2 separate regions of the Homo sapiens genome follow, and region 1 is linked to region 2. The links are chromatin loops, found by intact Hi-C in ENCODE. Cell type or tissue: gastrocnemius medialis. All regions are shown on one strand. Each heading gives the region's core, and the rest is flanking DNA. Links, peaks and the distances in the headings are about the cores only. Region 1 overlaps MBNL1 (muscleblind like splicing regulator 1). Region 2 overlaps MBNL1 (muscleblind like splicing regulator 1).

Region 1 (15,253 bases), core at 1-8,000, 66 kb after region 2:
TCATTTGTTTGACATAGTGGTATAAACCATGGCATTTAACAACTATTTGCCTTGCAAATTTTTGTCTTTTCATTTTTTTCAGTTAAATGTTTCTACTTATTACAATGAATTATAGTTACAACTTCTATCTGGCTTTGGATATATCCACTTCTGAACTCTAAGTTATGTTTTGTTATGCAGTAACTTTATTAACCAAAAACAGGAAAAAAAAAAGTCTGATACATAATAATCTGCCCCATTCATTAGAAATTGAGGACTTGTTTTGGAAACAGCTTTTGAGGTTCACCTAGGTAGCTAATTAGTCATCAGCCTTGTACTATGATCGATAGGCAGGGCTATGAAACTTCTTCCCCTAAGAGCACTGACTTCGGGGGTTACCGAAACACATTAGAACACATGCATGGATAAAACATGTCCTCTGCCCTCATGAAATTCTATCGAGATGGGTCTATAAGTCAAAGTTAAAATAAAATATTTTTAAAAAGAGTAAAGAAAGGAGTGTGGACCCAAGGCATGGAACCACCCAAATGACAAGGATGACCAAAATGCAGGTAGTATTAGGGAATGGAATCTGGCTAAGCACCTTCATTTCTGTCTCTCAGGAAGTTTTTGGTTAATCTTCCATTCAAGGCCAATCTCTCTAACTCACTTTTTCTTAATCCCTTCTCATCTTCTCTGATATTTCCCTATTTTAGCGATTTGTCATTCATTCTTTCACTCTCCACTGACGGCTGCCCCTTCCCTTAGTGAAAAAGACATGCTTCCACTATTCTGCAGTGGAATAACCCTCACTGCTCTACAACAACCTCTTCTGTGCTGAATCCTTCAGCTGACTCCCACTTCTCTTATTATTATTGAATTTCTTTATAGAGTTGTCTACATGTGTTGAGGCCTCATGCATTACCTCCCAATTTACTAGTGACTCATCTTCTTGGAATCTGGTTTACAATCTGAATTCTACCTCCTCTCTCCCAATTCTACTCATCTGCTTTCAAAGATTACTACTGTCCTTTTAACAGCCAAAGTGATTTTTTTCTCATTTCTTGTCTTCTCTATAGAATAACTAGTTACTTTCTGAATGTTTTTCTCTTTTGCCTTGGCAAAGCACCATCCTCATTTACCTGCTATGTATTAACCTACTCATTCTCTGACACTTTCTTTTGATTTCCCTCCTTTCTGACTGCTGGTTATAGAGAGATGCGCCAAGGTTTGTCTTTAGATTCCTTCTTCTTACTGTACATTCTCTCTGGGTATTTTCTTCCTATCACAGCACTATCAGTCTGTGTAAGAGGGTTTCAGATGTTTTTCCTTAAATTCAACCCTCCCAAACCAATTACATGTTCTCCCTAAAAAGAAAGAGAAAACATCAATTTTAACACCTATATTTCTTATCTTAGCAAAGGGCAATGCTCCAGGCCTAGTCATCCCAACTATAAATCTCAAGGTAATTTTCTGCTAACCTTCCTATCTACATGATGAGAAATGAATGATAAAAACAGTAGCATTAAAATACACACATACACACACACACACAGACAATTTACTGTGCCCACTTTTTAATACTTTTTTGAAAGCAACACCTCAATTTTCCTGAAATATCTTTGAGTGGGCTATGTAATTTTATTGTTTAAGATGGACCGCTATGAAAAAAAGGAACTAAATACTTTCTTATTATTAGGATGACTAATGGATAAGTCAGAAATTATATCCAGCACTTCCAGTTGAGTGATTTCCTCTAGTTGCAAGAGTAAAAATTTTTTATAGTGCAACTCAGAAAAATTATACACTAGCATTTCAATAATCTGTTCAAAGTCAGTTTCCATTTTTTTTCATTTTTTAACATGCCATGGATATGTCACATTCAGCTATTCTTTTAAAAATAAGATATGTTTCCAACTGTTCTATTCACTAAATAACACCACTGATGTTTAGTTTTTTCAATATTGTTTATGTACTTTCTCAAACTATGAAACAAGACATTGTAGGTAACTTAAGTCAAAATCTAGCCCCATAAATCAGCACTAAGATAAAGGCAATAGATACAAATAATTACACAGTAATCCCTGAAGAACTGTTATTCAAGTATTTCAAACATGTACAGTGTGCCTGTACATACATACTCTATTTAGCACAAGGGATACATTCTTAGGGAATGGGCCCCAGGAGAGGTCTTGATAGCCAGAATTTTTGCTAACCTGATCTTGCTTCCCTGTCAGCCAAAGTTCTTCCCTTCTCTTCAAATTCCACCTCAGTTTATTTTTGTAACCATGCATTCTGTTCCCAGGAGGTAGTAAGACTTATTATGCTCTCTGTAATGTCCTAAGACTTCCAACAAGCCCTAATCTCATATTTCACCTGCTTCCCCAACCTTTTTCTCAAGCACTTAAAAACCTTCTATGATCATATCAAGTCCAGTGCCTTTTTCTACACCAAAGACATTCAATACACTTTGGATATTGCTGCAATTGCTGCTGCCGGCTAAATGTTAAAAGTACAAAGTACTCTGTCTTCCTTTAATAATCATTACTATCAAAATCAAATGAAAATGGGGCTAGAAAACACACTAAATTCTTCTAAACCGCTATAATTTTCTTAACCCACTTCAGTTTATTTTATTTAGGATGTGATTACATGGGCCAATGTTTATTTTTAGGATAGTACTAACTGCCCTTTTGCTTATTATTTGTGTTTTCTCATCTCCTGATTCCCAAAAGCTCTGTAAATGTAGAGTAATTCAACCTACATAATAAATTACAACCAAAAGATTATGACTGTACTATAACAACTGCCTATTACCACAAGAGAAAATGAGGAATTTCACCAGGGTTCTTTAAGTGAATTCTTTGTAATACTTTCAAATAAGTATTGTTTCCTAAAAATAATAAACAGGAAGAATAATGTGTTACCTACTGAGTTTATCCATTTACTTGTTCACTTATTCACTCACTCATTGATTTCCACTAGCACATACTCATTTATTCAGTAAATACACATTGGCTTATCCACCTGTTTGAGCAAATAAAAATTTTTTGTTGATATAGCAACTTCTATATTCTCTAGTATCTGTTAAAAATACATTTTTCTCCATAAGGGACAGATGCTTGTTTTCTGTTGCCTATCTCTCCTCCCATTACATTCCTTTTCTCTTTTGGAAGGTATCTAACTCTTTCAAGCAATAGAACTATCATTCTCAAAACTGTAGACTAAATGGTAAATATCATCTTAATTTTTAAAATCTATGACTCATCCTGGAGGAAAAGTCTGTATTCTTTTCACCCACCTGTTATTCTAAATAGATTAAAATTTATACTACCAATTATCCTTATAAAAACAATAATTACATTTTCAATTTTACTGTTCATGAGAACAACATACAGTTGTGGGATTCATGAGCAGAATTCATAAAAATATTGACTTTCACAGTATATTTTTAAACATGCATTTATATTGCTTTTCAGATAAATGAATTATTTCACAGAGATGAGTATCAGTTTACAAAAAGTACTGTGCTGTGCATTATCTTTATTAGATTTGTTCAACCAAGGAGTCAAGATGGCGGCAGGTATACTTCCGAGAAAACATGACACGCACAGAGTAACATGGTGATCAAATGGGGACCTGTCATAGGAAGCCAAATAACTGACTCCAAGTCCAGTGCTTTTTCACACTGTCTTCTTACATGATTTTCTGTGTTCTTTGTTGTAAAGCTCCTGACTTCCATTAAAAATGCCAAACACATTGAAAGCTTTCAGTGTAAACTGACCTGATGCTATAAAGGTCGACATATTTGAGCAATAGGCAGAAAATGGCCTATTTGAAGACTTAAAAGACATAAAACCTAAATTTAAAATACATTTGATATGAAAACTATAACCTAAAAGTGACTAAAAGTATAATTTTAACTCAATTTGAGGTTCTATAAAAATATATTTTTTTAAAGTGTCAATTAATGCTTTTAAAATAATCCATTTTTTTCATGTTACTTTTCAACTCATGGAAAATATTTTTAAATATTTTTGGTTCTCTAATGAACACAAATCAAACTTTCCTCTGAGTTGAAATTTCCTTTTTAAAGGGAACTCTTCTCATGTAGCAATCTTAATACAGTATAGTTGGCTGTTCTATTGTTATATGAGTTTTCACTAAGCGTTTGTTTACAAATATGTCAGCATAGCTCCAAAATTATAATTACACTAAAAAGCATGAGCTCAATCTCTCAATCCTAAACTTTGAAATTACAATATAGATAATTTATTCTTATTTTTAAAAAAATTTTTGTAGAGACAGGGTCTTACTATGTTGCCCAGGCTTGTCTCCACCTTCTGGACTCAAGCGATCCTCCCACTGCAGCCTCCCAAAGTGCTGGAATTACAAGCGTGAGTCACCATGACTGGTTTTTTTTTTTTTTTTTAATTAAAGTGATTTGAAACAATTTGGTAATGCAGACTGGGACAATGTCACTATACCCACTGAGGTAACTGAGACATGAGAGCTTTCCAACCCAAGGTCAGAAATCACTGAAACAGCTTATGAAACCCTCACTATTTTAGTGTTTTAAATTGAGAATGCTGTATTTTTCTCTTGGGCAACAGATAACCTTCATTTTTGACGTAAATGATAATGGTGGCTTCACATGGCCCAGGCAAACTTCAAAACAAAACTGTAGGACCACATTTTTCTAACCTGAAAATAAGTCATATAAGGTACAAATAAGTAAAATTGGAATTAAATTATTCTAGGAAAAATATGTGGTTATCTTGTATCTAGTCAGTAATCAGATTTATTCTGTAAGATAATAACTTAATTCTCATAAAATAAACTCTTCTCAGAATAATGGGACAATATGAAAAAATCAAGAAGGAAAACTGCGTTTTTAAAAATAATGTATCTCACTTATGTGAAAGGTATGAATATTTAAGGAATATAAATAAACGATGATTTAAACAGATAGTGGTAGAAATTTCTGACTCTATGACATTGAGATGCACAATCTATTTTGAGTGGACACAGTTGAGGATCATCTTCTAAGTTTTCCAAAGCGGCACTATACTACTGCAAACACTGCCCAAGGACATAACTTCACATTGTTTTTTGTCTTAAGCTTAGCTGTCTCACCTCATTCATCTCCAAGCTTTTGTACAGTTTGGACCCCATCCTGCCACATGAATCCGACCTCTGGCATTTGACATCTTGACTAGGAAAAACTTCCACTGACTTACAGTTGTACTTTTTCCTAAGACTGTCAATTCCCATCAGTCCTACCTCATAAAATAGGAAGCTAAATAACCACTTCTGCTGGATACAAAACATAACACAAAAAGAATAGCAACAAACAAACAAACAAACAAAAATCCAGCCTATTGAACACTGTTCTAAGTGGTTTATTAACTTATTTGATCCTCAAAGCAATCCTATTATTCTATTATTAAAACTCATTAAATAAAGATTAGAAATCTGAAGCTCAAAAAGGTCAAGTAACCTACCCAAGGTAACACAACCAGTAAACGGCAGAACTAGGGTTTGAGCCTGTGTTATCTGGCTCTAGAGCCAATGCTTTTAACCATAAAGCTAAACCAGTACTGTACCTTTGCAGTTCTACTTGGAAATGATGTGAAAATTAGTAGTTTCTGCAAATTATGTCTAATGTATTATCAATGTTTTACACATACACAGAGCAGTTTATACAGCTGTCTCTCTCTCTAAATAAAAACAGTATTTTAAAAATATTTATTTGGCTTGTTCCATGTGTAATTTTTTAAATTGCAAGATGCTTTAAAAAATGCATATATCAAAGTCCTATTTCCACATAGGAAATCAAGAATGGTGATGATTACCAAACACTACTCACTTTATTTATAACACTTCCCCTCTTGGTGTTGTCACTTTTATTTCTGATGACAAAATTCTCCTCAGGGAGAGATCCCACTGATTTTATTTGAGCCATTCCATCTTACGCTTTTAAAGGAGTAAAATAAAGCAGATTAAACTGCCAAGGACACATCCAGGATAAGGGCAGGGAAAAGAAAAGCTGGTACTCAAGGTATCTAAGTTATTTCATGTGTAAAGGGTTTTACGATGAGTTTAACTTTTGGTAGTTAATACATACTGCTTCAATAGTAACCCAAACATACTACCTAATTAAAACTCCCACAGTGAATTGCCAAAATAAATTAAAAACAGGCATTAGGAATTTAGGAAAAAAAAAAGTCTCCCAGGGTAAGTGAAGTAAAACAACGTTTTCATGCCCAAATGGTATGCTAGACCTACATACAATTCAGGCATACATAGCCATGAAAGGAAAGAAATAGAGAATTACAGAGAATTAATGTCACGTAATTTCTACTCTAGTATGACTCTTTTACAGTAAAAGCAAAAGCATGGGTGTCTGTGTGTCTTTGTGTGCCTTTCCATCTGTATGGACATTTGTGTATACAGAGAGAGCAGGAAGAAAAGAACAGCAAAAGAAGCCACTTTACAGGCACATCTGAAAATAATAATAGCACAAATGGACTCTATAGTCTACAAAATAAGGTACACGTGTAAGTGATAATTTCTCTCTACATTTAATATTTTACTTTCACAACAATGTATGTTTTCGAAAGCGAAAATGTTTAAATGTGTAATATTAACTTAGTGCTTAATTTAAGAGACTCTTCTTGAGAAACCAGAAAGTTCCACACTGACAGGAGCACTGGTTTAATACATGGCCTTTTTCAAATTAAGAAGACACAAATGTTCACGGAAACACTTGGTTTGAGTTTTACTCTCAGTTTAAGTTTTCTAAACAACCTTCCTTCAGGTGCCAGCACACAATATCCAGGGTTTTAATACAAGGTACCAGTGTCTCTGGCTTTTGATATACCACGCCAAATCACTGCAATACCTGTTAGGACTACCTAAAATCACCTTTGTGGCAACCACTAAACTTTGCTACATCTCCCATTAGTACACACGGCATCCTGATTTATCAGAGAAGGCACAGTTAGGGCTGAGAGGTAGTGTTATAGTCCGAAAAAAAGTATGAGTTTGTGCTTTGTGTTTTCTTTTGTTGTCTCAATAGACCAAACATAGTTAATTCTCTTTGTTCTTTTTACTATGTTTTATGTTTTTTAACTTAGATTCTGACTGAAAGATGTTTTCACCATATTTCTGGGAAACATATATCAAACAAGTAGTAAAATTATAGTTAAAAAACAAACCTCAAAGTTATACCAGTCACCCCCCAAAAAAAGGTCATCTTTTACACTTCCACTCTTACTTCCCCCATCATCCATGTAAGTTCTTAACGTTCATACATACAAATTACAATTTTATAATATTATAAACATAAAACCCTATTTAATAACTTATTTATAAGGGAATATATCAATGACACATTTATAAATACATTTTTCCTCAAGTCTCTGGTACCAAATTGAGTTTCTAGTGCCAGAAATATTATTTTTCACTGTATGAAAAACTAATATAAATGGATTCCAATGGCTTTCAATTCTTTAAATATGTCATCTGCTTACAACATTTTTTAAACAATTTGGAATACTTTATTCCTACATTTATTGAATAGGCTACACTGACAGTTTCAGTTTACTGAGTTCCTAAACCCGTCATTACAAATGTTATGCACCCTCAGCTCCATGGCACCCACCCCCATCCCCAGGACATCCTATGCTTTCTGCACTGCAGCCTCGATTTCTAACCCCTTTGATGGCTTGGGATCCTTAAACAAGATCTTCTGTACCGTTTCTGGATCTTATGCTCTTATTTAATTATCAAACATGCATTGGGTGCCCACTATTTCCCAGACACTGTTCTAAAGTTGCAAATAAATATTATGATACACATCCTCAACCTCAAGGTGTTCAGAATCTAGTAAGGCAGGCCAGACACTTGAGCTCCAAGAATTCAAGAAGTCCCTGCTGTGACTAGCATTCAAGGTTAAACTCTGGCATTCAACTCAGTCCAGGTAACTCTCTCTCTCTTCAGGACTGGAGTCCCAACCGTTGGTTTGGGTTCTGCTTCAAAAGAGAAAGAACACAAGATTGATAATCCCATCATCTGCTTAACAGGGGTTATTTCCACCATCTGGTTTTCCAATGCTAGTCACTGACATCAAGCCAAGACTGAGAAAATTTGCCCACATCTCTGGAGGTACAACCACCCCATATTTGGGTCAGTCCTGATCTCTGATGCCTTCTTCCCCTTTCTCCACTGACCTTTCAGAGAGGTTAAATGGATTTGACAGAGAAAGCATACAGACTGTTCAAAAATGGAAGATCATCTACTAAGATTATATCCATCTCTAAGACTTTACATGTTTATGATTTCACTAACTATGCATCCCAATTTTGTGAATATATTTTTAAAGAAACATTTATATCTATATCAATTACTAAAAGCCAACATTTATTGGAGCTCTTTAATTGTATTAAAATTTATTATCCATGATAATGCAATACAACTGATACTGTTTTTAGTTTAATATGTGTAGTTAACGAACCTCAGAGGGGTTAACTTGCCTGCTGTCACACAATGGAAACCTCAATTTGAAAGTTTGCCCTAAGCCACTAAACTATGCTACTTATCCCTTCAGCACATACATGACATCCTTATTTACTCATCTAAAAGTTATGGTTAGAGTTGAGAGGTAGTGTTATAATCCAGAAAGAGCACGAGTTTTGCTTTGTAGGTCCTGTTGTTTGTGGAAAGTGTGTGTGTGTGTGTGTGTGTGTGTGTGTGTGTTTTGTTTAGTTTCCCAGTAAGACAGAGTTGGGCCTGAATTCTGACTCAATCTTTTTCTAGTTGTGTGACCCTGGAAACATTACATAATAACATCAATAATTTATTGGCTATTTTCTATATGCTAGCCATTGTGCTAAGTGCTTGGCATACTCTGTCTCGTAAAATTAAATCTTCATAAAAACCCTGAGAAGGAGACAATATTATTCATATTTTAGACAGGGTGGGATTATTGCTGAGAGAGGATAGGTCAAATAGCCAGCAAGTGAATGGCAACCCAAAATTGAGTTGGAAGGAGGTGCAGACAGAATCCCCTTGCTGGTACCAGGCTATGAAAAGGGTTAGGACTGATTTGAGAACTGGCACTCACTGCCAGATTTACAACTAACAAGGACCTCTAAGGATGGATGGACTCTGGAGCCACACTTCCTGAGTTTGAATCCTGTGTCCAGCTGTGAGGCCAAGTTTCTCTTGGTATCAGTTTCCTCACTTGTATAGGTGAAATAATGCTAACTACACCTCAAGGTGTTTTTGTGAAAAATAAATAAAATAATCATTGTAATGGGACTGAAGGTAAAAGGTAATCCATACATTACTACCATTAACTAAAGACACCATTTTAATTTTGAATAATTCTGATTCAGTGAGCTTTTATTTCCACCTAAAAATAATAAACAGGAATATTTTGTTTTTGAAGTGAAACAGTCCCTTAAAGTACCAAAAATGTCACTATCTGGGCTCATCCCTATATTTGCCACCTCTTTTAGCTGCTCTGTACACACTTTATTTTTAAATTTATTTTCTACATGGATATGCCTAATGAGGCTGAGAAATTTATTACAACAAAGGAAATAATCGTATCATAAAAGGCTTATATTTGACATTACTCAATCTCAATTATAAACATTCTCCTCATTGCCTACCGGTATGGACAGCTCCCATGCTCTCCAAAAACAGAACAGAACAGAAGGGAGAGAGGAAACAATGGGAATTGAGCAGTACTAGTCTTATGAACAGAGTGATGGCAGAAATTCTTATAGAAATTATGACTGCGATTGAGACCTTATTTTGAGAATTAACACTCACTTCTAATACTTTCAGTGATTAAGTACTTCATACTGTTTGTGAATTAAGTGTTCTAAATTCCCACTCTAAAAGTACTTAAACTATTTTTTAAAATTAAACTTCCAAGAAAGAGAATTCATAATTTACATTCTTATATTTGTTTCATTTCTTGTCCCAAGGGAATTTAAGAGTTCTAGAAATAGAAAAGACAAAATGCACTCTATAGACAAACTTGCAAATAATGCTAACCACTAGCTTGAGACTGTGCCACACATTTTAAAAAATTATAAACTCACTATAAGTGTTAATAAAAGCATGAAAATTTCACTTTTCTGTTTTTATATATGAAAGAATTACCCATTTTAATGCACTTCAAAACATTTCATTTAGTTATACTTTGAAGTCTAGAGGGAATAAACTTGAATGTTTTCATATATGAATAAAATGCTTTGTTAAACATCTTTTCATTTTAAAAAATAAGCATCGTACAGTTTGTGTCCCCTCATCAATTTACCCAGACCTTCAGGAAAGTGGTATAGGTGCAGGCCTGCTGCAGTCTCCTGTCTGGAGAGAATTAGAAGAGAACAATGCAGATGGACCCTGGCCCACAGGTGCCTTTATACTGGCTTGGCTTTGTCTATGCAGCACTGGCTGCTTTAGGTGGGATCAGTGGTTATGCAAAAGTAGGTTCTGTCCAGTCCCCTTCTGCTGGATTCTTCTTCAGTGAGTTAGCAGGCCTGGATGCTTCTCAGCCATCACGGAATCCAAAGGAACATTTGAGTTCTCCCGTTTACATCTGGGATCTTGCTAGGTATTATGCGAATAAGATTCTAACACTCTGGAACATTTACGCTTGTGGGTTTAGTTGCAGGTGCCTGCTGATAGTTTCCAAACTTGGAAGTATGTATGGTGAACAGATCCTGTCAGTTGTAGCTATGTCTCAGCTTGGACTCATGAAGAATTAAAAATCTCCCAACTTCCACTATTTTTAATATACTCTGAGAAATAAGTCTATAAATTCACATAGTCTGATATTTTACTTAAAAAAAAAATGGAACTGAACTTGGCAGGAAAAAACTCAGTCATTGTCATTACAATCTTACAGAGGTGGCAAGTATACACCACAAGAGATTACTATTGTTCAGTTTTTGCATGTTGATATTATCTCCCCTTTTTCTTTTTGAGACAAGGTCTCACTCTATTGCCCAGGCTGGGGTGCAGTGATGCCTGCAGCCTCGACCTCCTGGGCTCAAGCAATACTTCTGCCTCAGTCTCCTGAGTAACTAGGACTACAGGTGCCTGCTACCATGCCCAGTTTTTTACTGTTGTTGTTGTTCGTTTCTTTATCTTTGAAGAGACAATGTCTTGCTATATTGCCCAGGCTGGTCTTACAGCCTCAGGCAATCCTCTGGTCTTGACGTCCCAAATTGCTGAGATTACAGGGATGAGCAACCATGCCTGGCCTTTTTATCTCCTCTTTCTGTGTCTATAGGTAAAATCTCAAGGTAGAAAATAATAGATGTCAACACTGGGGAATCTGAAACCTCATGCCCTACTCAGAAGAAAAACACGAAAGAAAAAGCTCTTTGAGATTTAGGGTATCTGTTCTTTTGCTCATCTTACAGCACAGAGCTACTCTGAAATTATGTTAAATGAAATATCAATAAAAATAAAGTTTACTAAAAATAAAAAGCATCCTTAATAAACACTGTCAAAGATCAATATTTTTCATTTTGTTCAGCTATGAGTAAACATTTTCCTTCATTTTTAAAAATTAAGTTGCATTTTTGGCCATTGAAATTAAAGGGCTCCAATGTGGTAGTAAGCTAATAGCGTTAATTTCAACAAGGGGAAACCATTTAAGGAATTAAGTTAATATTGAAAAGAAAACAAATGGGCGAAAAAAAGAAGACCTAAACTGACAGTAAGGCCAACAATGATCTCATATTAGAAGAGGTGTCTTAATATCACTTCACAGATTACTGCCTGAAAATAGAGGCGGGGGAAAAAAAAGAAAAGGAAGGGGGCACTGAATAACAGCTGTCACAAACTCATAACACTGAAGAGGTGTTTTGTATTGTTAACTTAAGATGCTGCTGATCTCTCTCCCCTACCCATCATACACACACACACCCTTACCACCTCTCCACAAGTATCCTCCATTCAGGTTATTTATATCCATATGTAGTGAATTTTTTTCCCAAAAAGTTTTTTTATTTTAATTTTTTTCCCTTTAAAATCTAAAAATAAAGCAAGAAATCACCATAGTTAGAATACTAAGCAGTAACTTTTGACAAAGGACAGTAATGCATCCCTAGCACTACCAACTAAGATTTGAACTGCTCTTCTAATTCCTTTTGAATTAATTATGGATTTAAGAATTTCAGCTTGAAGAATTTGAAGATATATTCATTAAATGTTTTTGGTTTTAAATATTAACACAGAGGCAAATAAAACATCGGTATTTGAAAAAATAATTTCTATTTTATCTTTAACCATTTTAATTCTCAACAAGATTTCTCTTACTAGATATACAATGCAGATTGTGAAAAAGTGCTTCACAGAGTCCGAATAAAAAAAATTGAATATTTAAAAATCTGTTCCATGCCAAATTTAATATAAATAAAACTAATGTGAATCTCACACAAAATTCCTATAAGAGTTTTTAATAAATAGTTCCCTAAGACTCATATTTTGGTTTGATCAAACACAGAGTTTCCCAAGGACATTCTTTAACTACTAACTTATATTAAATCCATAGCTACAGGGTTTTGTTTTTAGCTTCTAGAACGGCTTCCTAGAGAAATCAGAATCTTACCTTTACATATCTTCTGGAGAGGTTTCTTGGTGCTTTGAAAACTCCTGAGGTCTATGTCAAACAGCCATTCTCTTCCTCCCAGAGTCTTAGGGGCTTGGAGAAATCCCAACACCTGCTGCTACCACTGAGTGTCCAGGCTAGGAAAGTTTCAGGGTTTTGACAGCAGGATCACTGAGCCACAGCCAAAGCTTGGGAAGCCTTAACAACTGAAAGCAAGTGTAGAGGGCAACATGGTACCCAGCACGGTGCTCAACTGTAGCAGCAGGGGGAGGAATATTCCCCGCTTTCACAAGGGTTTAGAGGCAGCCATCACAGAACCCAAGGTTCTGTCAATGGACAGGGCTAAGGAAGTGGAGACATGACCACGCAGCACAACACCCTGGGAGAAGAGGAACAATTGGCACAGAGCTCAGGTAGTGCTTGAAAAGAATCACCAAGATTCCCGCCAGAACACAAGAAGCAATGGAGAAATGCAACAAAATACATGGAGATAGGCCATTCTAGCATCCCATACATAAGCCAAAAACACGGATGAAGTGGGTATGGAGATTTAGTTCTAGAAAGAAAAGTAAGGAATACATATTATAGCATGCCTACGGCATTTATGGTTAAAAATCTAATAAGTGACATAAAATTATTATATCTTGTCATCGCAATATTTAATTTACAAATACAAAAAAAAAATCCCAGGGTGCTGATCCGCAAGGCAGCAGAAATTAAAAGGCAACATTATTGGGAATTAGATGAGAAAACGGAAAGACAGAGAGAAGGTTAAACAACTGATTTTTAAATTGATAAATAATTAAAATTGTTTTTAGTAAGTACAATATACATTTTATCAAACTTATCACTTTCTGTTATGATCAGATGAGGCAGACGGAAGAAATTCAATGAGATAAGAGAAGAATACAAAGAAGAAGCAAGTAGATAAGCAGTGCAGAGATGAGAAGAACAAAAGATGGAAAAAGAAAAAGGATAAAGAAGAGGAAGGACAGAAAATATAACTAATTTAGTTAGTTGGTGTTTCTTTTCCTTTTTTTTTTTTTTTGAGATGGAATCTCACTCTGTTGCCCAGGCTGGAAGGCTGGATTGTAGTGGCGCAATCTTGGCTCACTGCAACCTCCACCTCCCGGGTTTGAGCAATTATCCTGGCTCAGCCTCCCAAGTAGCTGGGACTACAGGCGTGCACAACCACACCCAGCTAATTTTTGTATTTTTAGTAGACAGGCCTTCACCATGCTGGCCAGGCTGTTCTCGAACTCCTGACCTCAAATGACCCACCTGCCTTGGCCTCTCAAAGTACTGGCATTACAGGCGTGAGCCACCGTGCTTGGCCAACTAATTTAGTTTTGATGCACTGTCAGATAGACTAATCACTGTCTAAGATTTTCCTGAATCTCTGCTTCATGTTATGCTTTTCAAGGAGATGATAATAGCTTGTTAACCACCATTCACAGCTCTTCAACTACTCACAAGCCTTCAAGAACTCACCTTAAGGAGCCCACTGAATATTAAATATTAAACAGCTACAAAAGAGTGCTACTAAGACAATTTTGCTTTGATGAGCTGGATAAAATCAAGTCAGAGGTTCAGTATAAACTCTGACAGGACTTTAATAATTCCTAATATGTATGAAATGAAAATGAAAATGGTCAAAATCATTTAGGAACTCTCAATTTTTCAAGACTCGAAGCAAATTAACCATGGACTTTATACTTGAAATTAGTAAAGAAGAAAAGCTATTGCCTAAAAGCAGTTATGTGTGTGTAATTCTTGACTTCGGATATCTAATTTCTTCTATTCCAAGGTATTTAGTTCTAAGGTAACTAAAATAGTAACAGTAGTCTATTTTACTTTGAGACAAATGGTTCAAACTATCCTGTGTTGGGAAAATTGATTTCTCCCCTCACCTGCAAAATATATATTCTAAGTGACACAGGAAATAAAAGCTATCAAATAGCTTGTGCAAGGTTTACTTCTGTCTGATAAGTCACTAAGAGTTAGACATTGTTATAAAATGAAGTAACTCCCACCTTATGACATGTTAAGTACTGCCTAAGCAGTTAGTATTTTAAATTTGAGGGAACTGGGATTTTATAAGAGAATGAGGAATCTAAATTTTCCTTTAAAAATACTTTTTCATCTTAGAGACAGTGCCTAAGGTTAGATTTTGACTTAAACTAAACTTAATTTTTTAAAAATATAATCATGTCAATGTGATAGGTTTGAATGCAGAAAGATTGTGTAAGCCTCTATGGCAGAATCCAAATGGAGGCTGACCTTTTTTTAAAGGTAATAATTTGACTTTAAATAAAAAATTAAAAATCAATTGCAGTTTGTATTCTGCACCTATGCTCTTAATCCCATTGGTGAAAACCAGTTTTTAACAATCTAAACAACAAAAATGAAACAAACCCCCAAAAAAGTGGAAGAGAAGTAAATAAACATTGTCAATCAGAAATTGTAGGTTTATTCACTTATGAAGCTCTTCAGATTACATTTTTGAATAAAAATTATGTTGTTATTAAAGTATCTTACATAAGATCAGATCATCTAAACAAAGGTTTTCATAACTGTTGTTAAGCATCGCAAGGGGAAAAATTTTTGATGAATGTGCTCACAGTTATATTTCCA
Region 2 (14,369 bases), core at 1,723-9,722:
GCTGAGGCAAGAGAACGGTGTGAACTTGGGAGGCGGAGCTTGCAGTGAGCTGAGATCACACCACTGCACTCCAGCCTGGGCAACAGAGTGAGATTCTGTCTCAAAAAAAAAAAAAAAAAAAAGATTGTTAAGACCTTGTAGGTAATATATTCCAAACTTTTCACCATTTGTTGAGGAAGGTCAGAGATCTCTCTCTCTCTCTCTCTTTTTTTTTTTTTTTTTAGAGACAGGGTCTTATTCTGACACCCACATTGGAGTGCAGTGGTTTGATCAAAACTCACTGCAGCCTCAACCTCCTGGGCTCAAGTGATTCTCCTGCCTTAGCTTCCTAAGTTGGTGTCTTGCTATGTTGCCCAGGTTGGTCTTGAACTCCTGGCCTCAAGTGACCCTCCTGCCTCAGCCTCCCAAAGTGCTGGGATTACAGGTGTAAGCCAGCACACCCAGCTAGGTTAGAGATCTTAATGAATCAACCAAGGACCCTGAGTTGGCCAGTGGTGTGTCTCCAATTAGGTGCTTCCACATCATGAGTGCCAAAAGCAGAACAAGGTGGTTAAAATCCTAGCCTTGCTACTCACTAGCTGTGTAACCTGAGCAAACTTCTTAACCCTTCTGAACTTCTCAGTCTATCTCTAAATTTAGGGTAACATTACTACTTTAAAGGATGGTTTGTGAGGATTTAATATACAAAAAGTGCCAAGTGCAGTAAATGCCCCTAATGTATTGTATTTGTCTCAAAAATTTTAAGTCCGGTTTCTGATTCTTGGCTTGGTACATTTCAATAGAAGCTCACAAAGTGTATAAAAATGGGAAACCTTCCTACAGATCCCTGCATTCCCCAAGTTAGCCCAGTGTTGTGCTCTGAAGATATTAAATGTATAGACCTCGTCACTCACAATTTATGAGAAAATGAGAACCCAAACTTGGTTGCATAATAACCCAAGCTTAGTGGCATATTTCTTGTAGCCATCAAGCCTCTAGCTGCCTTTGCTAATAATCTGCTGATATGTGTCCACTTCTATGCCCCATTCTATGTTGCAGCCTCTGTAACTGGGCTTGTGTTCTGGGTGCTGGTTATGATTCCTTTGAACTATGGAGCAGGTAAACTACTATGAATCTCTGCCTGTTTTTCTGGTGTTTCGGAAACTCCTTCCTTCATTTGTTCTTTCACTCATCAAGTAATTATTGATCTCTGCTATATGCCAGGCATAATACTAGATGCTTCCAAGTTTGCTTAGACCTTGCTGTCTCCCTCTCTCCTTCCTGCTCCTCCAAGGTTTGGGAGCTAAACTGGCCCTAGAGAAGTTAGATGCTGTCACCTACTTGACTAAAAGTCTTGTCACTGCTCAGATACTCTGAATACTGCTGATGGTATGGAACTGCTCATAGTATTTATCTTCTTTGATATGACTACTACCTGGGTTGGATCCAAGTTAATGCCATGTCTTCAAACACTCATCTGTAAGTAGTGGCCATTCTCTCTGAGTGGCAACCCTTTTCCACATTAGTCACCTGGCTTCCTCTAGTCCTGTTACAATCCCTATTTGTAAGGCCCACATTAAACTCCCAGTAAGCAGCTGATTATGACCATTCCATTCATTTCTGAATCTCCATGTCATTACCCTCATCAAAACAGGGCTGACTACAAAAAGGATAAAAAAGTCTCAGGTGAGGTTTTGAAGGCAAATTTCCTGTACTAAAGCTTTCTCTACAGTCATTAAAGTCCCAAATGCCTTAAAATTGAATAATTAAAATGATTTCTGTACTTATTACAAAGTCATCACTCTGAATAAAGTATATTTTTAGACAATGATCTCAGGATACCTTTAGCAGAAGGGTAATTCCACATTCAAATCTAGTCATATGAGGAAAAATTAACATAAAGCCTGAATATGCTCACAACTAATAAAAATAATTTCTTTGTCTAAGCAGAGAATTTTCTAACAAAAGCATCAGAAAATGTGATGATTGTTCTCATGGTTTCAGAAATCTGTGATTTAGTGATTTCACGAACAATATATTTGTTACTAGTATTTCAAAGGGCATAAATATTGTTTACAGTTTGTCCCAGGATTGCACACACGACATCCTAGAATGGCCTTCAGAGTAAGACTCAAGGGCTAGGTCAGGAAATGTGGTGGCCAGTGTTCTCTTCCATCTGGGAACACACTTGCTGATCTCAAAGGTGCTCCCAGTCACAGAGAGGGTACAGCCTGGTGGTAAGCATGCTTTAAATGTTTAAGTAGAACAAAGTATCTTCACATCAAGGATAGGCCTTAGAGGAGCTAAGGTGGTAGCCACCCTAAAGACTTGTCTGATCTTTGAAACTGTATGTGAGAGCCAAGTGCAAATGAGACTTTTGTCCTACATGTTCTGTTAGAGAATTATTATAGCTAATTTTTTTAACCAAATGGAAATCTTCATGCTATCCTAATACAGCCATGTGAAATTAGTAGATGTCACAAAAATAACTTTAAGCTATCACATTTTTAACTGAGCCTACAATCATAGGGGAAAAAACCAGATCAGGTTAAAACAGACACATAATTAATTATATTCTCTCACTTCAACTGTATAGAACTGATAACTGGTATCACTGCCCATGTAATGTGGAGATCCTCCCACCTTGAAATGCAATCCCCCACTCTTTTTTGAAATGATTGTTGCATAAAGTTCTAAAAGAGAATAATAATTACATTGAGTTCAGGTTTTAGAATGTATTCGGAAAAAAAACAGCACACATGCTACAGTTAGCATAGCAGAAAAACATGGGTCTTCACATTCCCATGACCCCACGATACTGCATATAAGCTAGTGACATAAATTACTGACAGATATATTCTGATAATTGCAAATTTCAACATGCATTTGAATTTAAATGTAGAATTACTATATCACAATTAACGTCAAAGCACCTTTTTCAACCTAACACTAATTCTTATAATAATCTTTCACATTTTGATGAATAAATATGAATAGAGATTATTAAAGTCATTTATTACACACATACTCCAGAAATCCAAACAGTTAAATAGAAATGTGTGTTTCAAAGCAAGAGTCACCCACATATACTGCTCAGCAAATACTAAATATCTATGACCACCCAGTTTTTCAACTTTAGCTCTTTAAGCCCTCAGAGTTTCAGCCTACCCTGATTAATTCTTCTTTAATGAGACCTCCAAGTCTATGATATTGATTTACTACTGTCAGAATTTTCCTAGCATTTGTAGCTATGAAATAATTTCAACTTAAATTATAGAAGAACAAGAAAGGTACCTTTTCAAGAAAAAGAACTATACACATTCTTTTCAAGGAGGGAGGAAAGGGAGAACTATTCTCAAAATTAAAGACTATACATACCAATTTTAAATATCATTATTACCTCTGAAGGTGGCTGAAAATGTATATTGACTATACCGGTGAGTTAGATGATCATTGTAACACAGAGCATTTTAACATCTGCCAGTCTTGGGATTTATTTTGAAGAAAAATTTAGAGGAAAAAAAATGCTATAATGTAAATGTCCACATGATTTAGCCAGAAAATGAGTGCCTACACAAAGTATAAATTGTTCCAGCATTTGACTGATACTTAATTTTGCTAGAAAATGGTAAGGCAACTGAAATTGTTGCCTGTGTTCATTTGATCCGGTGCAATAATCACTTTAGTACTACAACTGAGCACTTTGAATCAAAAACTTAATGAGTGAAGACTGAAAACATGCTTACCACGGGTTGTAATGGGGCACCAGGCATCATGGCATTGGCTAGTTGCATTTGCTGGGCCAACATGGCCATGTTCTTCTGCTGAATCAAGTTATTGCGTCCATTTATCTCCAACTGCGTTTTTAAATGTGGGGGTGGATGAAGATATTTGCAGTTCTCCCTGGAGCAACGGCCCTAGAGAAACAAAAGCAGCAAACATCATCTTAGAAAAGAATAAAATCAGCAAATTATGAAAAAAATATAATGCAAACCACCCACTTGAATGTATCATTGGTTTTTCACACAATGCATTGTCCATATCATTTGATCATACATTTAGAACAAGTAATGAATTCACCAGAATGTACTATCAATATGAGAGGTTGAGACATTTAAAGAAGTTTAAAAGCTTAAAGAGTTTCAATTATTTTAATAATATTAGCATTAACATTTCCAGATTCAAGTTTAAAAATCTACAAACTGCTAGGGTAATACTAAAACATAGAATATCAAACAAAGAATATCAGGCTTCTGTCATAATATCTTCCTGGTTAAATTTAATGATTTAAGAATCCAAGTTTTATATTTTATTTTTACTTGTACTGAAATCTTAGGAAATGAACTTAGAGGACTCAAGGCACATTGTATCTTCAGTAAAACACCTTTATAAGTATCTAATAACAAATAAAATTAAAATTACTACTAGGCTTTACCAGTCCATGTATTAGGAATTTACAATTGAAAAGAAGAAAACTCCCATGTGTTCCCACTGTATATAGAGATTAATAAGTATAATGAAATACTGGTGAAAAATGTGGCCTTTAACTTTTCAAAGATAAATCTAGTCTTCTCCATTTTACAAAATCTATGAAACAATAAGAAATGGATATATTTACCCTCCAAAAAATTTAAAAAATGGAGAAACTAAGTTGCTATAAGCCAGGAATGGCGGTGCACTACCTCTGTACTCTGTCCTAAGCACTTCATTCTAGTACCTTCCTTGAATATATACCATCCAGACCATCCTACCAACGAACATAGCCTGGACTGAAATAATGGAGATAAATCATACATGTTTAGTAATCTTAGCACTTTGGGAGGCTGAGGCAAGAGATCTCCTGAGCACACGAGTTTGAGACCAGCCTGGGCAACATAGTGAGAGCTCATCTCAAAAAAAAGAAGTTACTATAAAATCATAAGTACAAATATACCTTCCTTTTGGATAATTCTTTTTAATAAAATATTCATTAAAGCCTATAATATGTAATATGGTGTGAGGCACTCTACCCATATTATTTCAACATATTTTCAAATCATATCAATAGTAGCAGATCTCATCAACCACCTTGACAACTTCTTTCACCAATAAATCTAATTAAAACTGTTTACAAGCAGTAGAATAAAAGAAAGATTAATTGAAGCCATCATTCACATTCTAAAAACACCAATTTAGTATAATTGAACTTTATGCTATAAATTGACTCTGATGCTTATACTTATGATAAAATCTGTCATAATTCTAATTTAAATGATCGGTTTTGGCTCCTTTTGTATGAGGTTTTTAGGAATGTCTCTACACTAGGCTAGAATCATAGGATACTGCTTGTTATTTTTACAAGCTTCATGTAATACTTGAAATCAGTAGGCAGCAGGGGACAGTGGATAGCAGAGACCTTACAGGTCTCATGAGCTGGGACAGAGGCCTAGCTCTCTTACTCATCAAATGCATGAACTGCATAAGGAGCTAACTTCTGTAAGCCTCAGGCTCTCTATCTAGTACTGAATTATTAGAAAACGTGTATCACTGCCACCACAATTTAATTTGTGTATCAAACAAAAGAAAAACAAAACATTGGTATGAAGATGATTTTTTAAACATCTTTTAGTTATGGCTATTGGTATGCTCACGAAGTAACATATATATTAAACTTATTCCATATAAAATCACCATGCTTGATGTAGGTTGGGATCATGAGCATGTTATTAGCTTAAAAGTGTCTTGATACAAAACAACCAAAAACAACCTTAGACTCGCAAGATAAACCACAGAGTAGGACTGGCAAAAATAAATAAATTCCTGGATAGCATATGGTCTAATTTCAGGGATATTTAGTTGAAGTCTCCTAGAAAAAGCCTGCTTTTTCAATACAAAGAATAATTTGGCTGCAACAGAAATTCTTGTTCTCAGTATCTCCGCATCATAGTTCTTACTAAAACTGGATTTCTTTAAATGCAGGTGAGAGGGGTTATGGTCACCACGAGAATTCACTTCCCATCAATTCACTCACATCGGTTTCTATAGTTCTGTAAATAGTAGATAGATAGCCCTGGGCCATGAACCAGACCTTCCAACACTAACTGTGGTCTTCCTAAGCACTTCATTCCAGTACCTTCCTTGAATACACACCACCCAGACCATCCTGCCAATGAACATAGCCTGGACTGAAATAACAGAGAGAAATCACGTGTGTTTGGTATACGTATATTCTGCATCAGTGCATCTCAAAACTTTTACAAGACGCTCAGACTTTTGATTTTCATTCTGAATATATGACATCTACTCAGGAAAAATGCTGTTCTCCTACATTTTTTATCTATGGTACCTTTCTATGCTCAGCTTGATTTGACTGTGTTGAGCCCTTCATTTTCAAAAAGCTGTGTTCCTAAGAATCAACTGATATTTGGTGAGAACGTATACAGACTACCAAGACTCTCCCACAGAGAGCTGTGACCACAGGTTTGAGGGCCCAGAAATTAACATTTTAACAAGCATTCCAGGTGATTCTGATATAGCAGAAAACACTACAAAATACAATTGTGCAAAGCCAGATAAATTTTCATTTGACATGTGTGGAAAAAATAAGAGAATAATGTCTGCAAATGATATTAGATACACTTTGCTTCTTAGGAAGTTTAAAACATGTTTAATACTGATTCTGCTGCTGAATGATTATAGTTTGACAAAGGAAAAAGGTCAAAAATAAGTTAGAATATACATCCTCCATTAGAATTGCCTAAAACCACCAGGAACATACCTTCCTTTGAGAGTTAAGGTAAATACTATGTTGGTATGTTGCCAGCTTCATCCATCTCTGAGCCCTTAGTAGCATCACACCTCAATAAACATTCACAGAATGAATGAATGTTCATTTCTTACTAAATGCCTCAAGATGAATTCTACTCTAACTCTATTCTAGAGACAATGGAGATAATAGAAAAAACTAAATATGATACCAAATCTTGGTTCTGAGTTGTACTGACCTAATGATGCTTTCATTAAGAGGTCAGTCATTTAAATACATGATAAAGCTAGCCACATAAAAGAAAAAAAGGAAACAGAAGCAGGTTTGTAAGTTTCACCAGGTACGAAAGGAGATTTGTATAGACATTCAATGTTTCTGGCATCATAAAATCTATACAATGACATTACATTTTAAAAGTCTAAAAACAGAAATTCATCGGTATCTAAAGTTCACATATACAGACTTTTATATTGGAGCTACTACTCTAAATCATTTAGAGATTTCACTTCAAGATACATTAAATTGGGCTGCTAGGTTAATGCGAAATATAAATATAAATATGTCTTCAGTTTTTTTTGTTTTGTTTTGTTTTTGAGACGGAGTCTTGCTCTGTCGCTCAGGCTGGAGTGCAGTGGCGCGATCTGGGCTCACTGCAAGCTCCGCCTCCTGGGTTCACACCATTCTCCTTTCTCAGCCTCCCGAGTAGCTGGGACTACAGGTGCCCGCCAACACACCCGGCTAATTTTTGTATTTTTAGTACAGATGGGGTTTCACCATGTTAGCCAGGATGGTCTCGATCTCCTGACCTCATGATCCACCCATCTTGGCCTCCCAAAGTGCTGGGATTATAGGTGTGAGCCACCATGACCAGCCATCTTCAGTTTTGATAGGTACAGGTAGCTCCAACTATTGAGATAACTGTATAATTTTATCAAATAGAGCTTTGTTCAAATTGTAGCTATGTTACTTATTTGCTGTGTGACCTTGTGGAAGTTAGTGAAATTCTCTGAGTGGTCACATCTTTTCTATATAATAGTAACAATAACATCTCATTGGTGATGTATGAAGATTAGTAAGACTACAGGCCATCCTCACAAATGGCACCTGTCGTAATAGGCAGCCAATAAATATTAGTTACTTTCCTCTTCTAAGTTCTCAAGCTAATAACAAGCAGCAGTTGCTCAATTTAGCAGCGTATCTGTTAAACGCTCTAAAAATAATACAGGTAGCAAAACCCAGTGACAATGCATATCAGTCATCAATAATGTAATAAAAGCTTGGCTCTTAATCAATGTGTATTTGCCACATACACCAAGAAAAAGTCTCATTGTAACACATTTTTTACAACGTTACGTTTCTGTGCCTTGCTTTTGTTGATTACACTGAAATCTTACTTTTGGAGAGCTGTCCTGCTGACTAGCAGGCCACTCTATAGAGCCTACATAGTATTAGGTTGGGGAAAAGTAATTGAGGTTTTTGCCATTAATGGCAAAACTTTTGCCCCAGCCTAATAGATCCCTTAGGCTCCATTCAAGGAGGCTTTTAAAATAGAATTAATCCAACAAAGATTCCAAAGACATCATTGCAATATATGCAGTATATATTTTAAGGGAAAGAAGGAAAATTAATAAAATATTGGTCTACACCAAGTTCATTTTTTGTAATATTTTTTCTGTACTTTTCAATTAAAAGTAATCTGTCCAAAAAAGGCAAAATTTCCCCCTTGTAGTCTTAAAAACCTGTATGAGACCAATAACAGTCATTCAATAAATTCATCGAGTAATTTCTGAAGTTGTAAGTTGTTCGATTGTGAATTTAAGAATTATCTCATTAGTCTTTCAAACTGCTATAATTTTTTTGTGGCTATAATAAGGGAAAATATACATTTAGATTAAGTGTTTAATCCTCCAAATAAATGTATGATTCATTTATAAACATTACAGTTTAATACAGTATACCTTTACATTACATATGTACAAATATAGTATATATATAAACTGCATATGTGATATATATAGTAAGATATAAATTATATAATGGAAGCTAGGTAATTAATAGCCAATCAAAATAAGAATAAAACTAAATGAAACTAGAGATGGTAAGTTAGAAATATGAGAAAGCTATTTTCTAGCTATGTGCAATGCAATTACAAACTAGCTAATTGAAAACAAAACGATTAGAAGTTGGTTGGACTTAATAAAGCAAAAAATATCAAAATCCCAAATGAAAACTAATTTTCCATTTTTAATTATATTTCTTCTACTTAAAAGGAATACTGTGATTTGTGGAGTCAGAGTCTAAAGACACATGTTATTAAGCAGCCAAATGGTAACTATGTGGCAGGATTACAATTACCAAGTTCTATTTAAGTAGACTCTGGAAATAAAGGAGCAATGGGAAAAGTACAGGGCTACTAGCTTATATTCATAAGTCTTTTCAAATTTTCATTATGGTTTTCTGGTAAGACTGTTCAAGCTATAATTATTTATTTAAATTGTTAAAACCAAGATTTCCTTTTGGGATAGCTGATATATGCAAATGTTTTTGGAGCACTTTCTGGGTATTCATTGCTCAGATATTGCCCAGAAACTCTGGCTAACAAGTTTGGTAGTTAGCTATTGAAAATTCTTACCATTTTTTTTTTTTTCAGCTAAGATGATACAAATATTTCAGAAAATTTTTGCCAAAAATAGTAACATTGGCAGTCAAGCCATATTATTTCACACTTGCAAAAAATGTTTTTTATGGCTCTGCCATGCTTTTTAGTTATCAATTCTAATGCCTGGGTGAATAAACACACACACACAAACACATACACGTATATAAAATATTTATTTAAAAATTACAAGTATCTAGTGTTAGAAAATTTATGGCAGCTTATAAGGTGAATGATTTTAAGAGAAAATTATACTTCACATACATACAAATATAAATATGCATGCACACATATATACTTCAGGGTTATGTTTTCATTTGGTAGATATGAGTTTGATTCACTCTAAGAATCACAGTTTACTGGCTTTTGCAAGTACTGAAAATAACTGCATCTAACACGAAGTATATTGTTGCTCTTAAATGTATATTTCCTGATAACTCACTTGTTTCCGTAAAGGACTTGGGTTAGCTTACAAGAGCACATACATCCTAAAAAGATGTTCACAATTTCTCAACCTCAGCACTACTGACATTTTGGGCTAGATATATTTTTGTTGTGGGAGTTGTCCTGTGCATTGTACTATGTTTAGCAGCATCCTTAACTTACAACCACTAAATGCCTATATTACCCCTACCCTCAGTTCTGATAAACCAAAATGTCTCCAGATATTGAGACATGTCTTGGCGGGGAGGAGGGAGGACAGCATCACCCTTTGTTGAGAGCCAACCGCCACTTTACACCTCATGGAATTTAGTGGGGGGCTGTATTCATCTGCCTGGGATATCATAACAAAATACCAGTTATACCAGTATCTAGTATACCAGATTTTATCATAACCAGTTATAACAATAGTTATCATAATACCAAATATAACAGTGTATAATTATGCATAAATACACACTTATATACTCACCCCAATTATGCACCTATTTCTAACAGCAGCATATGTATTACAAACAGATTTTGCTTGTGTTACAAATTCAAAACTTAGGATATATGACATAATTTATATTTCATGTTTTATTTGAATAAACTCTTAAGAGCTTTTATAGCACTATAAAATAAAGCCTAAAATTTTTAGAGTAGTTATAACAGATACATTACATTCATTTTTTTCTTTGAAAAGTCTCTAGGGAGATTTCACTGTTTTGATGCTGTTATTTGTTTTACAAGTAGTATACTATACCACAGAGTAAATATACATAGTATATATCCTGTTAATAAGTAAATATTATGTATCTACTATGTTTAAATCATATGTTAAACTATGGAGGAAATATATTTTCATATTAACACTATTGTTTTTTGTTTTAAGTTCTGGGGTACCTGTGCAGGATGTGAAGGTTTGTTACATAGGAAAACATGTGCCACAGTGAATGGTTTGCCGCACCTATCAATCCATCACCTAGGTATTAACCCCAGCATGCACTATTTTTCCTACTGCTATCCCAATCCCCCTCAATCTCTTGCCTCGCCCTCCCCAACAAACTCCAGTGTATGTTGTTCCCCTCGTGTCCAGGTGTTCTCATTGTTCAGCTCCCACTTATAAGTGGGAACATGTGGTGTTTGTTTTTCTGTTTCTACATTAGTTTGCTGAGGAAAATGCCTTCCAGCTCCATTCATGTCCCTGCAAAGGATGTAACTATGTTTCTTTTTATGGCTGCATAGTATTCCATGGTGTAGGGATATCACATTTTCTCTATCCAGTCTATCATTGATGGGCATTTGGGTTAATTCCATGTCTTTGCTATTGTAGTAACACTAATTTTTCTATTAATGTTTAAATTCTCAAATATTCATGACTCTTTAACCTAAATAAGTAAATAGGATTTTTTTATTACATAATTGTCTGTGTTTAGTATCATAGCACCCTTGTACTTATTTCATAGTTTTACCATCTTTAAAGGCAAGAAACTATTCTTTAAATCAAACACAACTTCTACTGTTTTGATTTCTTCATTGGTCTTTCAGGTAACACCAGCAACAAATGCCTAGCATCCCCACAGAAGGTGAAAAAATGAGGCAATTCTCTTATTTTGCTAGGCAAGCAATCTCTAGTCTTCTAAATTAAGGTAGATATAGCAATCCTAATCAATATTTAAAGCTTAACTTTCTAGATGTAAATTGCTATTTATTCACCCAATCAGCGTAACAGCAAATGCATGGAGCTCAATTCAACCACAAGAGCTGGGAGATTTTTTTCGTACCAGTGAAACAAACTAAAAAAAAAAAAAAAAAAAAAAAAAAGAACATATTTCCACTGATATAATCCCAGTTTCTTTCAATTACTTTACCACAGATATAAAACATGTTTTCAAATGAAACACAATATAAAACAAATGTAGATTTTTCCCCTTTCCTGGTCCTGTGAAAAGTTCACACAAACACACACACACACACACACACACAGTGGCTTAACAATTATTGAGACTGCCAATAAAAGAAAGAAAAATACACACATACAAATACACACACAGCCTATTGAGTTCAAATTTGTAACTTTACCATGGCCTGAAAGAATATAATGTAATAGATTCTTTTTAACGGCATTAAACATTTTTTCATCAGTGCATAATCTAATCACAAATGGGATTTTAGGTTAGACTTTTCTAGCTACTTAAACAGCCCTCTTGAGTATTCAATAGCTGTTCTAGGCACTATTTTGTAGAACACTCCTAAGTTTAATGGTGAAGATTCTCAGATACTGAAACCAATAGCGACATTTACGATATCCCAAAATATCCTCACTATTGACGCAATATCAACACACCCCCACTCAAACACTGGGATACTATGACTTTTTTTTCCCCAGAGAACCTAAGAGCTTTAATTGCACAATTCCCATTAATCATCTTGAAAATGGCATAACTGAAACTCTACACTTCTACAGAACATTATGTAATGCATGAGAGTCAAAGTAGCTGCCACTGAGAGGGCTGAGAAAGGGAAAAAGGCAACAAATCACACACACATTCTTGTGACAAAAAATACCACTTTTTTCTCCAGCAGCTTTTGCCTGTGAGAAATCAGATACACATACAACTGTTGCAGTAGCAGTTATTTCAGCACACAATTTTAGCTGATAGTCATCTGAAGAAATCTTAATCTCCTCAGAGTGGGCCTATAAGGCTCTTCTATTTAGAGTTGCTTGTGATGGGATGCTGTAAAAAGAAAGTCTCACTTTTTTTTCATACCTATGGCCTCCTCTATCCCAGAGAATCTTAGAAAAGTGTATCACCACTGCTGAGGTTAATGCTATGCAGGGCTTAACTGCACCTATTGTCTGCCACTATTCCATAGTCTTCATAGGCTCCAAAGACAGATCTGACCACCATCCCTGAGCCAAACCAGAGTCTCTATGACCTTGTGAAAGCCCAGTGACATTTGGTAGGTGCCAGCATCATTGAACACTCCAACATTTGTTGGCTGCTTTTTTTATAGCATCATGAAACTGGAAATGGCAGATCACTATGTTTCTATTATTTTTAAATTGCTTCATTATTTTTTCAGTACAGCAACAATCAGATTTCTAAACTGTTTGTAGCTGAAATACTTCTGAAGTTTTATGACATCCAAATCAGACACTTTTCAATCTTGGCTAATAGTTAAAAGCCCTAACATTTACATAATAAATGTTAGCGCTCTATGTGTAGAGCATGCCTTTCAGTGGAGAAACACAAAATGTGTTATAAATATTTATCCAATTTATCATTGTACCATTACTAGGTGGATTTACAGTATGACTGTCTCTATTAAATTTCTAGAGCTTTCCTGGGGATAAAACAGAGGTAAACTTCTTAAGTCAAATGCATCCAATTTTTCTTCTAACAATCTCTTGAAAGACTTATTTAAGCAGTTCTTTACAGACTGCTTAAACATAGTTTAAGACTAGTTCCTAGTACATTTACAAAGCAAAAATGCTCCAACTTTAAATCTCTCCTTCCCTTCAGGAAGTACTGACTAAAAACCAAAAGGTATATTTTTATTATAACACAGGAATAATAAAACTTACATAGTGCTTCCTATATTCCAGGTACTGTTTTCAAAACTTTACCAATGTTAATTCCCTTAATCCTCTCTCAGTATTACTGGGAAGGGTTGTTTGTAACATTTCAGTTTTTCTGAATACTTAAGTACGACAAAACAAGTGACTGAACCCAGGCAGTTTAACTACAAACTAGGTGCTCCTAATCATTACTGTAGGGATATGTATTTGTACCAAGTGTATCCCACTTGATCATCTGTAAGTTGTTTTGCTTTTGTTTAATCATTGACTGCTAATACTAGAAACAGATGACTCTAGGTCAGAACCAAATGGAAGTCTTCAACCCTTTTGAGTTCTGCAAAGGAGAAGATATTTCATAATGTAAGCAACTGAATTTGGAGAAGACTAATCCACATAGCATTTCCAAAGTGTAATGGGAAAAATTTAGATGCTTTTGTAAATTTCAATTTACTTGTCATTTTTTTTTCCTCAGAGGAACCTGTCTTACAGTATCAACAATATTTTTAAGAAATGGAACACCAAAGAAGTTAAAATATTGCTTCATATTATCTACTTCAATAAGAAACCTAGTGAAGCAAGAGGTTCTTGGATTATCTATATATTTCACTGACATGCCTCTTCAATTTGGATATAACACAAATAATGAAAAATTAATTATATATAGTTATATATTATATTTAGATATAAAATAATTTAAAAACTATTATATAATGAAAAAGTTATATATCTTTGTGTGTGTATATATACATACATATATATGTAAACATACATACAAACACATAAAATTAAAGATATAAAGTTAGACAGTAATATAGGATGGTATGTTTTAAGGGGCAAGTCTTTATTGAGAAATATAAAAGTAACTAAAGGAAATCAGAGAGGAAAAACATTTTGGTTAAGTCAGCTTGAGAATAATAACATCATTACTTAGTATTTATATGAGGCATTTGTTGTATTTGTACCTGCTAGATCCCACATATCCC

What was found. A loop is a pair of places that touch in the nucleus more often than their neighbours do. Peaks named below come from ENCODE experiments on the same cell type or tissue, not always from the same donor. Only the 100,000 strongest peaks of a DNase experiment are listed, where the experiment ranks them.
Region 1: a loop joins it to region 2, with 2.1 times the contacts of the local background. A loop is called at or near these places in 3 of 110 quality-filtered maps.

Annotation. Positions count from the first base shown.
Region 1 is chr3:152,336,040-152,351,292 of GRCh38, reverse strand. All of the region lies in intron 2 of MBNL1 (muscleblind like splicing regulator 1), which reads right to left. It also overlaps the pseudogene TMEM14EP. Among named protein-coding and RNA genes, the nearest start is that of MBNL1-AS1, 74 kb to the right of the region's middle. In gastrocnemius medialis, for the core only: no CTCF peak of the experiment used is centred there; no DNase peak of the experiment used is centred there; H3K4me3 peaks cover 1,952 bases; H3K27ac peaks cover 8,000 bases.
Region 2 is chr3:152,404,468-152,418,836 of GRCh38, reverse strand. It overlaps MBNL1 (muscleblind like splicing regulator 1), which reads right to left. Exons shown (of 10, transcript NM_021038.5): 3 at 3,726-3,896. Among named protein-coding and RNA genes, the nearest start is that of MBNL1-AS1, 140 kb to the right of the region's middle. In gastrocnemius medialis, for the core only: no CTCF peak of the experiment used is centred there; a DNase peak (open chromatin) is centred at 5,376; H3K4me3 peaks cover 1,051 bases; H3K27ac peaks cover 8,000 bases.